2 separate regions of the Mus musculus genome follow, and region 2 is linked to region 1. The links are chromatin loops, found by intact Hi-C in ENCODE. Cell type or tissue: heart. All regions are shown on one strand.

Region 1 (2,500 bases):
GGCTTTTGCCAGTCTCCGAATGGCCCGTGCCAATGCCCGACTCTTTGGCATCCGAGCAAAAAGGGCGAAGGAAGCTGCAGAGCAAGATGTTGAAAAGAAAAAATAATTCTGTGTTGGAGAGCTGCAATAAATTTTCCATAAAGCAAAAGCTGGGTTTCTTTGTCTTTTTTTCTTGAGCAATAGTTGTGTGTTGCAGGTTTGAGTTAGAAGGTATTCCTAAGAGATGTGATTGAGTTTCAGCATTTTGGGCCTTAGTTATAACTGAGTGGGTGGGAGACTGCTGTTAACACCAGCTGCTGAGCTCAAACGTCGTAAATGCCATAGCCCAGCCCTAAAATTAACTTCAGCAGGGTCTTCCTTGGGGTGGTCGCTGTCTACTGTATCAGTAGCTGTAGCAGGCTCTTCTAACTTAGCCCAGAGGAAGGCTGGTGCCTGGATTTTGTAGTAACTTGCCCCTCTCTTCCCTGGTGTGACAGGATTAGGTTTGCCCCGACAGTGACTTAGAACCATGGGAGTCCTGTATTACCCTGCATGTGCAGTGCCTGTGGTGCCTGAGGCATTCTTACTACATACAAAGAGGAGAGCCCCAGAGATAGGTTTTGGGGCCTGAAGTTTTTTCTTTTTGGCCCAAGCATTCTTCAATACCTGCCTTGTCCCCCAAGCAGTAAACCACTAGAAAGCACCCTGGAAATGGGTCCCATGTTTGAAGGATTGAAGTTACTTGGAAGAGTAACGGGGGTAACATGCCTACCAGTTCGAGGGCACCATGCTGTGCCCTAGGAACAAGATATATAGGATGGCCAGGCATTGATGGCACACACCTTTAATCCCAGCACTTGGGAGGCAGAGGCAGGCGGATTTTTTAGTTTGAGGCCAGCCTGGTCTACAGAGACATTCAAGGCTAAACAGAGAAACCCTGTCTCAAAAAAAAAAAAAGATAACCTAGGATGGTGCTAGACTTGGTCATATATGAATGTCCACAAGGGGGCAGAAGTTTTTAGTACAGGTATGGTAAATGTGAAATTTATTTGTGTTAGGCCTTGATATATGTGTTGTGTACAAATCTGAGAAGGATTTAAAATCGTAAGATACCATCAGGAAGTCTGGCCCTCTGCAAGAGCAAGTGTGCTTAACCACCCACCAGCCATCTCTCCATCCCCAGGTGAGGGGAAGAACTTGATGCCAGGCTATGAGTGCAATTGAACATCCTTAGAATTTGTGGCCACTTACACAGATCAGCTCTAGTAACATTTAGTACCATCTAGGGACCATTTTGGTCTTTTTTTTTTTTTTTTTTAATTTATTTAAATAAGTGGACTGTAGCTGACTTCAGACACACCAGAAGAGGGCATCAGATCCCATTACAGATGGCTGGGAGCCACCATGTGGTTGCTGGGATTTGAACTCAGGACCTTCCGAAGAGCAGTCAGTGCTCTTACTCCCCTGAGCCATCTCTGCAGCCCCCATTTTGGTCGTTTCTTTGGGGTTGCCCCTCACTCTGTTTTTGAGACAGTCACTGTGTACCCTAGCTGTCCTGTGTAAACTAGGCTGGCCTCAAACTCATATCCTCCTGCCTCTGTTCCCTTAGTTTTGCTTTTTTTGGTTTTGTTTTTTTAGATTGATTTATTTATTGTTATATGTGAGTACACTGTAGCTGTCTTCAGTCACTCCAGAAGGGGGAGCCAGATCCCATTGCAAATGGTTGTGAGCCACCATGTGGTTGCTGGGATTTGAACTCAGGAACTTTGGAAGAGCAGTCAGTGCTCTTAACCGCTGAGCCATCTCACCAGCCCTCCCTTTGGTTTTAAAAATGTTGTAAATTTAGTTTTTGATTTTAGATAGCCGTTTCCTGTGTAGGTAGCCCTGAATAGCCAGACACTCAGGCTTGCCACTGCCTGCCAAGTTCTGCATAGGTGTGTGCTATTGCTCCTTGTATCCTTTTAAGAATGTATATGTGCCTTCATGCTCATGCGTTTATGTGCACCCTGGGCCTGCAGGAGCTTGCTGTAAACTGCATGGACTCTGGGAAGCTCCTCTGCAGTAGTGGTTAGAATGGGTAGGTGAGGTGAGCTAAGCCTGGCTGGGTGACTGCAGCTACCCAGGCAGGTGCACCACATCCCCCTGGAGCTGCAGGTGAAGGCTCTCGGAAGGTGCTGAAGAGATTGGCCCTGGGTGAGGGTGCTAGCTGCTCTTGCAGGGGACCAGGATTCAACTTCTAGCACCTGCATGTTTGTTCACAACTATAACTAGTCCCCAGGGATATGAAGCTGCCTTCCAGCCTATGCAAGCAAAATGACCTCACGTGCACAGAGATATATGTAGACAAAAGACCAATATATACATAAAATTTTCTAAAGGCACTTGTGAGCTCCCAGGCATAGATACTGGGGAACAAACACAAGCGCCTTTAACTTCAGCCATTTCTCCACACATACACCCCACCTCACCCCTGCCCTTTCCTTGCTTTGATGCAGGGTTTTATTGAGTAGCCCATCGGGGC
Region 2 (2,500 bases), 270 kb after region 1:
CAGCGTTACAGGGCAAGATCTTGGTTTGGGTGGTGTACTGGCTAGTTTTGTGTCAACTTGACACAGGCTGGAGTTATCACAGTGAAAGGAGTCAATTGAGGAAATGCCTCCATGAGATCCAGCTGTAAGGCATTTTCTCAATTAGTGACTAAGGGGTGAGGGCCCATTGTGGGTGGTGCCATACCTGGGCTTGGGTTCTATAAGAAAACAAGCTGAGCAAGCCTCCATGGCCTCTGCATCAGCTCCTGCTTCCTGGCCTGCTTAGTCCCAGTCCTGACTTCCTTTCGTGATGAACAGCAGTGTGTATGTAGTGTAAGCTGAATAAACCCTTTCCACCCCAACTTGCTTCTTGGTCATGATATTTTGTCCAGGAATAGAAACCCTAAGACAGGTGGTGTTTTTGTTTTGTTTTAAAAAAAGGTCGGTTGTTGTTGCACACACTTTTGGTCACAACACCTGGGAGGCAGAGGCCAGCATGGTCTGCAAAGCGAGTCCCAGGACAGTCAAGGGTACACAGAGAAACTCTGTCTCAAAAAACAAAAACAAAAAGAACATGGAAAAAGAAAAGATCTGTGCCGAGGATCCCTATGTCCTTATTGTGAAAATCTTCCTGAATTAGAATACACATAGGTAGGGCTGCCGTGACTTCACACCACGGATCCACACCTAGGCAGCTCTCCCCTCACCCAATACCCCTGTAACATGACCACCCCTGTTGCGTTCGCGACAATAAAAAGCAAGCCCTAACACCTAACTCGGCTCGGTGCACGTTGTGGAGAGGAGTTACCCAGTCTGAAAGAAGTTAGGTTGGTTCTATTAAGGTGAAAACTGTCCCTTTGCAGTCTAGTAACAACGTGGAGGTGGGGGACATCGGACAAGTCGCATGGGTAGGCTAGCAGAGAGGGGTTGGGGACTGGGTCCCTCGCTCCTGTCATAGCAGAGGTCTTTGCACACGGGCCTTGCGGCGTGCGCACCTGCTCTCACGGCCTCCTCGCCTGCCCCACCCCTGCCCGCTCGCCCCCAGGCTCGCCCCCGGGAATCGCGTTCGTGCGGAGCAGCGCTCTGAGCCTGCGCGTTGCTGCCCGCCGCACAGCCGGCTTTCTGAAAGCCAGCCATCTCCAAAGCCGAAGCACCGCACCACGGCCGCCGCTAGGGCCCGACTCTCGCGAGAGCTCCCTGGGCCACCCTTGCACCTTCCCCGACTCCACGGGGAATTGGGAGGAAGTTCCGGAGAGCCGCGGCGCGCAAACGCGACACGCCAATCTTGCGCCAGCGCGCCGCAAGTGCGCAGGCGCCGCCACACTGCTGCTCTTCCTCGTCCCTCTGCCCACATCAGGCTGTCGGGTCCTATGTCGCGCCGGGCCCTCCGGAGACTGAGGGGGGAACAGCGCGGCCAGGAACCCCTAGGGCCCGACGCCTTGAAGTTTGTCCTCCTTGATGACGATGACGCAGAGGAAGAGGGACCAAAACCGGGGCTGGGTGGCCGGCGCCCCGGGGGTGCAGGGAAGGAAGGAGTCCGTGTCAACAACCGGTTTGAGCTGGTGAGGAGCTGGGCAACCTGAGGGGGGGGAAATGGTGGGGGCATGACGTCATGCGAAGGGGCACAAAGTTGGGTCTGGACTGCAGTCGAGTGGGCGGAGAGAAGGGACTGCGCCGCATCGGGGAAGGCGGGTCTTCAGCCGCAGGGTGGGTGGGGTGAGGAAGCCGTGTTCCCCGTCCGAGATCGAGTGGAAGGTGGAAGAAAATGCCGAGCGAAGGGGCTGCTAAAGGCTAACGGGGGTGCCGACAAGGGGCTGAGTGACAGGACTTTGCTGCAGCATAGGGCGTGTCTCGCGGCTGTGTCCAGAGACGTGACGTGACGCAGGGCAGGACGGGGCAGTGACGTCAGAGTGGGCGGGGCGTGACATCCGAGACAGCTAAGGGGGAGGGGCACTGTGGATGGCGAGTGGGAGGTGGGGTTCAGTTGGGTCTAGGCTTCACTGAAGGAGTAGGGTTGTTCTGTCCGGGGCAATGGGATGGTAGGGTAGGCTTGGTTTCATTTCTGCGACTTGAGGGAGGTCTCTCTTCTGCAAACATTTCGGCTTATTCATCACAGTACTTCTGTGTGTCCCAGCTACTTGTACCTATCGTATCGTATTCCTCGCAGCAGAAAATTGGGTAGCAGTCCTGAGCCCCGTGTTTTTCCTTACGACAGACTGACCTGGGTCTGCAGTTTCATATGTGTATAAATTATGATTCTGACTTCATGTGTGGGCAGATAATATGTCTTTTCCTCGTATCTCCAACTTCCACATATGGTAAGGTGTCAGTGGCCATTTTCGAGTGAGTAAAAAGATGTAATGTGTCTGAGACTCTCAGTCTTGCAGTGAATTGTCTCAGCTAGCTGGGACACACGGAAGTACTGGGTCTTCCTCAAGTCGCAGATATGAAACCATGTCTATCCTACTGTTGCAGCACCCAAGACAGCACTACCCCCAGTTGTCCCCAGCTTTTTATCAGT

Evidence for each region. A loop is a pair of places that touch in the nucleus more often than their neighbours do. Peaks named below come from ENCODE experiments on the same cell type or tissue, not always from the same donor. Only the 100,000 strongest peaks of a DNase experiment are listed, where the experiment ranks them.
Region 2: it touches region 1 in a loop (10-fold over the local background); 2 of 42 quality-filtered maps call a loop at or near these places.

The regions. Positions count from the first base shown.
Region 1 is chr8:123,105,097-123,107,596 of GRCm38, forward strand. It overlaps Rpl13 (ribosomal protein L13), which reads left to right. Exons shown (of 6, transcript NM_016738.5): 6 at 1-148. The coding sequence ends at 106. Among named protein-coding and RNA genes, the nearest start is that of Mir7079, 1.4 kb to the left of the region's middle. In heart, CTCF peaks have their summits at 982 (motif pointing right) and 1,677 (motif pointing right); no DNase peak of the experiment used is centred here.
Region 2 is chr8:123,372,524-123,375,023 of GRCm38, forward strand. Tcf25 (transcription factor 25 (basic helix-loop-helix)) reads left to right here and starts at 1,188. Exons shown (of 18, transcript NM_001037878.4): 1 at 1,188-1,541. The coding sequence starts at 1,350. In heart, a CTCF peak has its summit at 1,146; DNase peaks (open chromatin) are centred at 1,228 and 1,858; H3K4me3 peaks cover 2,078 bases; H3K27ac peaks cover 2,209 bases.